2 separate regions of the Homo sapiens genome follow, and region 2 is linked to region 1. A link is a loop called in an ENCODE intact Hi-C map of the cell type or tissue named here. Cell type or tissue: heart left ventricle. All regions are shown on one strand. Links, peaks and the distances in the headings refer to the core of each region. The heading gives the core; the rest is flanking DNA.

The links. A loop is a pair of places that touch in the nucleus more often than their neighbours do. Peaks named below come from ENCODE experiments on the same cell type or tissue, not always from the same donor. Only the 100,000 strongest peaks of a DNase experiment are listed, where the experiment ranks them.
Region 2: it touches region 1 in a loop (1.9-fold over the local background); 8 of 110 quality-filtered maps call a loop at or near these places.

The regions. Positions count from the first base shown.
Region 1 is chr7:134,902,275-134,907,656 of GRCh38, reverse strand. The region is part of intron 3 of CALD1 (caldesmon 1); the gene reads right to left. Among named protein-coding and RNA genes, the nearest start is that of AGBL3, 82 kb to the left of the region's middle. In heart left ventricle, for the core only: a CTCF peak has its summit at 2,140; no DNase peak of the experiment used is centred there; H3K27ac peaks cover 3,554 bases.
Region 2 is chr7:134,762,156-134,767,537 of GRCh38, reverse strand. The region is part of intron 1 of LOC124901750 (a long non-coding RNA gene); the gene reads left to right. It also overlaps a transcript of CALD1 not described here. Among named protein-coding and RNA genes, the nearest start is that of CALD1, 15 kb to the left of the region's middle. In heart left ventricle, for the core only: no CTCF peak of the experiment used is centred there; no DNase peak of the experiment used is centred there; H3K4me3 peaks cover 359 bases; H3K27ac peaks cover 1,363 bases.

The DNA of each region.
Region 1 (5,382 bases), core at 137-5,136:
CAAAAAAACACAATCCTAATATTTTTTGTAAATGCATTTTTAGGAAGAATATGTTTGAAACTTAGAAATGCCATCAAGGAAATTTTACTTGCATGCTTCCAGGCAGTTGAATATATAATCAGGAAGCACCTAGTCTTACTTTTAAGAAGGGTTGGGCTTGGTTGGTCTATTCCAGTTCTAGGACCTGGGACAGACACCTGAACATAGAGTTGTAATGTGCTTTTTTTTTTTCTTTTTAACCTGGAGCAAAATAAAAGCTCTGTCCTCCCTTCTCTCTTTCTGCTTCTCCTCTGTTTACAGGGCTACTTTCTCTACTATGCTCTGATCTTAGTTCTTATCACCTTCTTCCTCTTCTCACAAGGTACCAACCAACAGTTAAACCTGGTTTTTTTATTTTCTATGATATCAGTGCAACTTCCAAGTCAAAATGAGACATCTCCCTGTTATGATCTGTGTCAGCAAGGCTGTCCCACTAATCCTATCCTGTTTCGTGGTAAGCTGTTTTCAGAGCCAACTCAGGAACTCAGGTCCATCCAAGCAAAGACAGATGGCAACTTTTTACAGAACACTTTCATCATGTATATGCGATCTAATTTGATCTTCGTAGTTATAGTATCTGTGAGACGGGCACTATTATTTCTATTTCATAGTTGAGGAAATTGGCTCAGAGGCGTTAGGTAACTTGTATTCAGAACCGGGACACCACTACAATTGTGGGCTTTTCTGACTGGTGGTGTTCTCTTCTTTCTCCAAGATGTCACAGTTCTGCTCAAATAAGGAGCTCTGAAGCCTACTAGAGAGACTTTAAGTCCTCAACTTCCCCCAGGGACCCGTAAACAAAGGGTATCAGGGCTGCTAGGAGACTATAGGAGGCCCTAGGAATCACCTCACCCTGCTGGGTTTATGCTGCTAGTGAGGAATACCTAACCTGCTCAATTTTACTGCTTGTTGAAGTTCTAGGTTTCTCATTTGTAAGGCTAAAAAAACTAAAAATCATAGCCACTGTCTATTTAAAAATGAACAGTAACATTGATAGTTTTAAATAAAGAAGAATGTACAGGTCCAGCCAATCTTACTTGGAATAAGTGAGTCAAACAGATTGTTTTACAGGATGGTGAAGCTTACTTAACAGTGATAATTTGCATTTGTGCAGGACTTACAAGGTGCCAGGCAGATGCATCTCATCTCATCCTTAGAACAACATTGAATAGACATGATTGCTCTATTTTACAATCTAGATGTGCAAACCTGGCACAGAGAAGTCAAATCACTTGCCCAGGATTATACACACAGCATTTTAGCCATCACCCGGCCAACCCCAAAGTGGGGGCTCTTTACACGACAGCAAAGCCCATTCATTTCTTTCCAGGTCTCAGTTCTCTGGCTTTGACAGGACAGGGGTTAGAACTTAAGATATAGAGAAGTCCGGCCAGGCATGGTGGCTCATGCCTGTAATCCCAGCACTTTGGGAGTCTCAGGTGGGTGGATCACCTGAGGTCAGGAGTTAGAGACCAGCCTGGCCAACATTGTGAAACCCTGTCTCTACTAACAATACAAAAATTAGCCAGGCATGGTGGTGGGTGCCTGTAATCCCAGCTACTTGGGAGGTTGAGGCAGGAGAATCACTTGAACCCAGGAAAAGGAGGTTGCAGTGAGCCAAGATCGCACCACTGCACTCCAGAATGGGAGACAAGAGCAAAACTCTGTCTCAAAAAAAAAAAAAAAAAAAAAAAAGATATAGAGAGGTCCAAAATTATGCCGAGTTTCTTTTCCTTGAATTGGCATACAAAGTCATGTGAGATTAATAACAATGGAGTTAGAGGATTGGCTAGTTATACGGAAGTCCATGTCTCCTGCTGGGGAAAGAGGTACACTCATGACTTCTTTTTAGGGCCTGTAAAGCAGTATTTAGACCCCTGGGCTAGATATTTAAGGGAAAGAGTTATAGAACTCAAAGTCTCTTGCTAGATCCTTCCTCTCCAGCCCTCCAGCCCTGCTCCTCCAGGAGGAGAAGTTTGCTCATCAAGCAGGATCTGATGTAATAACACAGCTGCTGCCAGATTCACCCACTCAAAGACTAGCGGTTAGAACTCTGAAAACACAGGGAATAACTTTCATAAATGCTAAGCTGGAGAGAGCAGGGGAGCCACCAGGAGCCAGCCTGGAGCCAAAAACCAGGCACCAGTCTTACACACGTCCAAGCAGGGAGGAAGTGGGCAAGTGAGTGAACCCCTCTGGCCTCATTTTCCTCATCTGCAAATGGAGGTAACACATTATTAGCTAACCACGGAAGTCATAGTGGAGTTGTAAGGATTAAATGAACTAATAGTTGCACGGTACTTAGAACAGTGCTTGGCATATAGTTAGTACTATATGAATGTTCACCATTTTTAAAATTTTATCATCATCATCATGATGGAAATTAAATCTGTGCTTACAGGTCTTGCAGAGCATGTTCTTGTTTCCAAACAAGAAGTGGGGAATTGGGCAGAAAAGATTTTTCTAACTTAAGGATCTTAAATGCCTTTTCATTGATGATAGTAACACCACAGAAGGCTGAGAAACGCAGAATACATGTAGAAGAAAATTCTTATCTCCTCTTTGTGTTCCCTTGTTCCTCCCTGTTGATTACTTTTCTCTTTCTTTTTTGAGGGGTGTACAAGGAGAACTGTGGCTAAAAATGTCCAACAAATAGAATGCCTTTCATCTCTTATTTTCTCTATCTCTTTCTTAATCCATGTCATTTCTCATTAAAATGTACTTGGAAATTTATCATCAGAGAGCTTTATCTTCCCATGCCAGAAAAGGCATGTGTCCTAGTGGAAGAGGATAATCCCCTTTTCTGTTCTTCTTTGGGGCTGGTTTAATACCCAGACTTCACGGAGAATTGATGGATCAGAGCTCGATGCAGGGAGATTAGTTAGCTTTCTAAGAAGCGAATACTTCCTGATCACAAAGAGGCAAAAGCTCCCTAGACCCAATGGTTTTATACAGGTTTTTTACCTGTGAGGGAAGGACCCAGCTGTCCTCCCTGCCCCAACAAACTTCAGCCAGCTGGCATTTCATTTATTGATTTTTATTATTTTTATTTTAAGACACCATCTCACTGTGTCACCCAGGCCAGAGTGCAGTGGTGAGAACAACGACCTCCCAGCTCAAGCAATCCTCCCACCGCAGCCTCTTGAGTAGCTGGGACTGCAGGTGTGTGCCACCATGCCCAGCTAATTTTTTTAGTTTTCGTAGAGACGAGATTTCACCATGTTGCCCAGGCTAGTCTCAAACTCCTGGGATCAAGCAATCCTCCCACCTCGACCTCTCAAAGTGTTGGGATTACAGGTGTGAGCCACCATGCATGGCCAGCTGGCATTTTAAATGTATTCAATAATTATCCCACTTATTGCTTTTATTTATTTATTTATTTATTTACTTATTTTGAGACGGTGTCTTGCTCTGTACCCCAGGCTGGAGTGCGATGACATGATCTTGGCTCACTGCAACCTCTGCCTCCTGGGTTAAAGTGATTCTCTTGCCTCAGCCTCCCGAGTAGCTGGGATTACAGGCATGCACCACCACATCTGGTTAATTTTTGTATTTTTAGTAGAGACGGGGTTTCGCCATGTTGACCAGGCTGGTCTCAAACTCCTGATCTCAGGTGATCCGCCTGCCTCAGACTCCCAAAGTGCTAGGATTACAGGTGTGAGGCCCCATGCCTAGCCTATCCCACTTATTGCTTATGGATTAAATTATGAAACTGCACATTACAATTTTTAAATCTTTCAGTATTTGTCATGTGTTCAGTTGTGTCCTCCAAAAAATGATATGTGGACGACCTAACTCCCAGTACCCTAGAATGTGGCCTTATTTGGAAACAGGGACTTGACCGAGCTAACTGAGTGAAGATGAAGTTATCAGGGTGGGTTCTAATCCAATATGACTGATGTCCTTATCAAAAGGGGACATTTGGCTTCAGACACAGACAGACCTGCACAGAGGGCAGACGCTAAGAAGAGACACAGGGAGACAATCTTGGCCATGTGAAGGCAGAGATTGGAGTGACGCATCTACAAGCCAAGAAATGCCAAAGCTTGCTGCCAAACCACCAGAAGTGAGGACAGAGGCATGGAACAGATTCTTCCTCACGGTTCTCAGAAGGAACCAACCCTGCTTGTGATTTATTTATTTTTAAAGATTTTATTTTTGTAGAGGAGTTTTACATTCATGGCAAAATTGAGAGGAAGATACAGAAATGTCCCATATATTCCGTCTCACACACACATAACCTCTCCCATTATAAACATCCCTCACAAGTGTAGTACATTTGTTACAACTGATGAACCTGCAGTGACACATCAGTATCACCCAAAGTCCATAGTTTACATTAGGGTTCACTCTTGCCATTGTACATTCAATGGGCTTGGACAAATGTAGTGTCATACCAACTATTTTCACTGCCCTAAAAATCCCCTGTGCTCTGCCTATTCATCCCTCTCTTCTTGCCCTAGTGCCTAGAAACCACTCATCTTTTTACTGTCTCCATAGTGTTGCCTATTTCAGAATGTCACATAGTTGGAATCCTACAGTATGCAGCCTTTTCAGACTGGCTTCTTTCACTTAGTAATATGCACTTACGTTTCCTGCATGTCTTTTCATGGCTTAAGAGCTCATTTGTTTTTGGTTCTGAGTAATATTCTATTGTCTGGGTGCACCACAGTTTATTTATCCACTCATCCACTGAAGTCATTTATCCATTCACCTATTGAAGGACAACCTGTTATTTTAAGCCACAGAGTACATGATACTTTGTTAAGGTAGCCCTAGGAAAGTAATACAGTAGTCAGTTTAAGGATTGAAGGATTCTACTTTGTTAATAATCATGTTTCCACAATTTCCAGCACCTTGTACTGTTTATTCAGGTGAGTGGTTCATTACACTGAAGCGGCAGTCCACCTGACTTTTTCAGATGCCTTCTGTTGTAGGTTGTAAATTTATTCTCTTGGATGTTCAGTTTTTCCCTTTGCTGTGTTCCTTTTGTCCTCTGGTATCTGGGGATCTTGGATGGAGATTTCCCTGTAGCTCCGAGGTGGGCTCATGAAACCTAAGCCTTCCTAGGCTCCCAGGGGTAGCTGGATCACAGAGCCACTCCATTTCCTGGGAGTAGGGGGTGGTTTACATGATCTCCCTCCCAGCCCCAAAACCTTCAGATTCAGGAAAAACAGACTCATGATACTTCCCTGGATCACACTGAATGTTTCATTAATGTCAGACATTTGAACATATATACAGGAAAGGGAAAGCAAGTAGGAAAAATATTCTCCATGGTATGAACTTATGTAGACCTGGGATGGCTCTGTCTATGATGCAAGGCTGTTTCCTTTGGGGTGA
Region 2 (5,382 bases), core at 101-5,100, 140 kb after region 1:
CTTATAATTGGCTTTGCATTGCAGGCATACTTGTGAGGGGCGCAAATAAGAAAACATTTAAAATATTTGATCTATTTTGGGTGAGGTTCTGTAGCTTTGGCCTAGCCGACTGTCATCTGAGAGGCAAGAAGCTAGAGATTTCTCTTGGGGGATAGACTATTTTTAAGATCGGAAAAATATTTTTAAAGAGATTGCTGCGTCTGGCGATAACTGGGGAGAAATGGCTGTTTGGACTAAGCAAACTGTGTGATATAGATGCGTCTAACCACTGATCAAGCTCTGCTGAGGTTTGATGGATTTATGTCACACACGCACACACACACACACACACACACACACACAGAGACAGAGAGAGAGAGAGTGTGTGTACACGAGGGAGAACTGAAATATCTTTGCAGCTTCGCGGTCTGGTCCCTTTCTGAACCCTCACTGGGCCTTTCAGCTTCATTTCACCTCACGCTGCTTCCTGCTCTTTCGTCTCTCTGTTGGTCCCTCCTCTCTGTCTGTAAACATGTCCAAGGGTTGGGGTGAAAATACCTTTGACTGACTCTTGTTTCTTTTAGCTCCAGTCTTCTCTTTCCTCTTAGTGTCAAATTTCTCCAAATGATTAGTTTATGAAGCAGCCCCTCCCCATTCTTTGTCCATGACCTCAGCTCTTGATCCATGGCCATTTTGTCTTCAGCCTCCCTTCCTCCCTCCCTGTCTGCCCGCCACGATCCCTAACTCCTCTTGCTTCTCTCTTCGTCTTTGGTGGCTCCTGACGCCAGTGTCTAGCCTATCGTCCTATCTCTCTGGCCTCTTGACATTTTCTTCTTGTGCTTTCTTTTCCCTAAACATGGGCATCCTCCCAGGTCCAGGCTTGATCTCTCCCCTAGAAACCAATAATACCTACTTCACAGGACAGAAGTAAGAATTAAATGAAATAAAATGCATATGAAGCTGCTTTGCGAACTAACTGCTCATCTACTTACACACAATAAACATTTATGAAGTAGCTTCTCTGTACTAAAACTTTTCTCAGTCCTGATGTATTAGGCCATTCTAGCATTGCTAAAAACACCTGAGACTGGGCAATTTATAAAGAAAAGAGGAGGCCGGGTGCGGTGGCTCATGCCTGTAATCCCAGCACTTTGGGAGGCTGAGGCAGGTGGATCACCCGAGGTCAGGAGTTCGAGACTAGCCTGGCCAACATGGTGAAACTGCATCTCTACTAAAAGTACAAGAATTAGCCGGGTGTGGTGGCCTGTAGTCCCAGCTACATGGGAGGCTGAGGCAGGAGAATCGGTTGAACCCAGGAGGCAGAGGTTGCAGTGAGCCAAGATCGTGCCACTACACTCCAGCCTGGGTGACAGAGTGAGACTCCCTCTCAAAAAAAAAAAAAAAAAAAAAAAAAAAAGAAAAGAAAAGAGGTTTAAGGGGCTCATGGTTCTGCAGGCTTTATAGGAAGCATGGTACCAGCACCTGCCCACCTTCTGGTGAAGCCTCAGGAATCTTTCAATCACGATGGAAGGCAAAGCAGGAGCAGGTGCTTCACATGGTGAAAACAGGAGCTAGCTAGAGAGAGAGAGAGAAAGAGAGAGAGAGAGAGGTGCCATACACTTTTAAACAGCCAGATATTGTGAGAACTCACTCACTATCCTGAGGACAGCACTAAGAAGATGGTGCTAAATCATTCATGAGAAATCCATCCCCATGATCCAATCACTTTTCAGGGCAGCACCAAGAAGATGGTGCTAAACCATTCATGAGAAATCCATCACCACGATCCAATCACCTTTGAGGGCAGCACCAAGAAGATGGTGCTAAACCATTCATGAGAAATCCATCCCCATGATCCGATCACCTCCTACCAGGCCCCACCTCCAATACTGCAGATTACAATTCAACATGAGATTTGGGTGGGGACAAATATTCAAACGATATCACCTGGGAATACATTGATAACTGTATGAGACACTGTACCTGCCCTTCTCATAAAAGGGGTTTGCCTTTTGCTGGCAGATGTACATGGAATCGCATAAGTGCAGTAGTGGGGCAGGTGTCCCACAAAAATTCTGTGCAGTGGGGATTATGTCAGGCAATCAAGGAGGAAGAGGTCATTCCTATCTTACTAGGGTTTTAAAAAAAACTCATTTGTTCTCATGTTGTTAACAATTAGCTCTTGTGATAACAAATAATATGCATATTTATACCCTGAACTTTTCTTTCTTTTTTTTTTTTTTCCGAGACGGAGTCTTGCTCTGTCATCCAGGCTGGAGTACAGTGGCACAATCTCAGCTCACTGCAACCTCTGCCCCCGGGCTTAAGCAATTATCCTGCTTCAGCCTCCAGAGTAACTGGGATTACAGGCGTGCACCACCACACTCGGCTAATTTTTGTATTTTTAGTAGAGACAGGGTTTCACCATGTTGGCCAGGCTGCTCTCAAACTCCTGACCTCATGATCCACCCACCTCAGCCTTCCAAAATACTGGGATCAGAGGCGTGAGCCACCGCGCCCAGCCTGAACTTTGTTTTCATTGCAAATTAATGCACTTACTCAGACACCTTCAATATCATCTTACTACCAATAAGATAAAGTTAAGGCTTGGCTGAGCATTTTAGGGGAATCAATAATCATCCCTCTGCTTGCTTTTCCTACAATTCCCTGCACAAACTTCTACTTTCTCCCTCTCTTACCTCCTTGGCACCAGCCCCACATCACGTAGTGCACCTCCTGCCTCAGTGACTTCAGTCTTGGTGCTTCTCCCGCTTCACATTTGCCCACTCTGGCTCCAGACCCACATGAAAGCTGCCTCTAAAATCCCAGCACCCAGCTCACACCCTTTCTCGGACAACTTACAATCCAAGAAGTGAGGTCAGACTCTCATTTTCTCTTTATCATTTACTGACTTGAATTCTTTGATTTGATTGTATTTAAGTATATCCATCCTGTTTCCCTAACTAGATTAACAACTAATTAATTAATAGTTGAGTGATAGCTAATGAATAACTAATTAATCAATGAATAATTGACAAATATTTCTTGAGTGCCTGTTATGTGTTACTCTATTAAGCCCTAATGCCATTGTGGTGAACAAGGCAAACACAATTTTAAAAAATCAAGTCTATATCATAAAATCATCAGTCATATATCATCCCTACCTATATTTCTCTTTTTTTCTCTTTTTCTCTACTCCCTTTCTGAGCCAGAATTTAAAAATGCAAACAAAATATGAAGGTACCTTGACAAAATTATTTATATTCAACTTGTACACAAACCCAGAACCAAATCTGAGAATGCAAGTTGGTGCCTGGGGAACGGTGAGTGTGGATTTGGGTCCAGGCCAGGAGCCCTGGAGTCTGGTTGTTTGTTGCTACCCTAATTAAGAGGTGCAGGTGTCTGGAAAGGGGAGCTAATGATACAGTCCTCCCACATGCCCAGGAATGCCAGGCATACCACACACAGAACTACCCTTGTATGGACTTTGGGGACACTTTGTTACATGTATCTTCTGGAAGGCAGAGAAGTAGTAGCCATAATAATAACAAACACCTAAGTATGGCTAAGGGCTGATTTAGAAACTAGAATGCCAATTAGCTAAGTTAAAGTGGGAAATACTTTTTTTTTTTTTTTTTTTTGAGATGGAGTCTCGCCCTGTCACCCAGGCTGGAGTGCAATGGCACGATCTCGGCTCACTGCAAACTCTGCCTCCTGGGTTCCAACAATTCTCATGCCTCAGCCTCCTGAGTAGCTGGGATTACAGGTGCCTGCCACCACATCCAGCTAATTTTTGTATTTTTAGTAGAGACGGGGTTTCACCATGTTAGCCAGGCTGGTCTCAAACTCCTGACCTCGTGATCCACCCGCCTTAGCCTCCCAAAGTGCTGGGATTACAGACGTGAGCCATTGCGCCCAGCTAGTGGGAAATATATTCTGAGAGGGAAAACTCAGGTGGCCATTTATAACAAGTCTTCTCTCCAGTGGACAGCCCCTCTCAGGACACAGAGAAAGAGGTGTTAGGGAAAGTTCTGACCGAGAACCCAAGAGGCTGGCCAGTCTGGAGAGATGGCTCCAGCAATCTGTGGTGGCTGATAAATTGCCCCTCTTTAGGGATATTTCTGTCTGAAAAACTAAGCCCCATTGCTTGAAGAACTTCTTCTCCCTAAAATAATACCAGAGGATTACTCATATGTTCTTTTTGCTCAAACTCCAAAACACTTGCCTTCTCTTTGCCTGCCATTTACACTGCCTTCTTTCAAGTAATGGAACTCATGTTTATGTATTATGCTTAGTTGAATATTTCCTGATGTTTTATAGGAATCTATCTCCTTAGAAAGACTATCTCTAAATCTCAAAATCACTTTGTTGAATAGTTAATTTCTGGGAAGTTTTTATTTAAGTAGACTATTTACAATATGTGACTCTAGATAGATAGACTGAGAGATCGATTAGATAGACAGACAGATAAATAGTTAGATTAGATAGATAAATAGATAATAGGTAGATAGAGGTATAGATAGATAGAGATATGGTCCTAGATCTAGATCTAGATCTAATTGAGCAAGTACTCATTTCTGTATCCCAGCATCTGGTATAATATCACACAAAATGTTATGGGATGAATGAATTTTAGAGCATTTTAACTTCCTGATCTCATTTCCAAATTGTGGGATTCTTCTTACTTTCAGAACCCTATATAATTTGGATCTGTGTCCTGGCTCAAATCTCATGTCCAGTTGTAATCCCCAATGTTGGAGGTGGGGCCTGGTGGGAGGTGATTGGATCATGGGTGTGGATGTCCCCCTTGGTGCTGTTCTCGTGATAGTGAGTGAGTGCTCTCGAGATCTGTTTGTTTAAAAGTGTGTGGCATCTCCCTGCTGTCTGTCTCCCTCCTCCTCCAGCCATGTAAGATGGGGTTGCTTCCCCTTTGCCTTCCACCAGGATTGTAAGTTTCCTGAAACCTCCCCAGAAGCCATGCAGATGTCAGCATCATGCTTCCTGTACAGCCAGTGAAACCGTGAGCCAATTAAACCTCTTTTCTTTATAAATTACCTAGTCTCTGGTATTTCTTTATAGTAATGTGAGAATGGACTAATACAGAACCCTTAGCTAGGAGGGCTTTTAGCAACTCTCCCAATCCAGAACTCTAACACTCCTCCCCTCCCATGGAGAAAACCCATGCTCGAGACTGCCCAAGTTCAAAGAGACCATTCTACATTATCTAGGCACTAGAGCCTAGAGCCATAGAATATATCTATTTAGGGCCAGATGCTCCCTTTACCAGGCTGGAGTGGCAAGGAGAGCTGGGACTACACTCACTTAGAAGAGAACCTGGCCATTTCTATTTTCTGCTTCCTCTTCATTTTGCTGGCTGGTGGGCTTTGGACCAGCCTTCTTCCT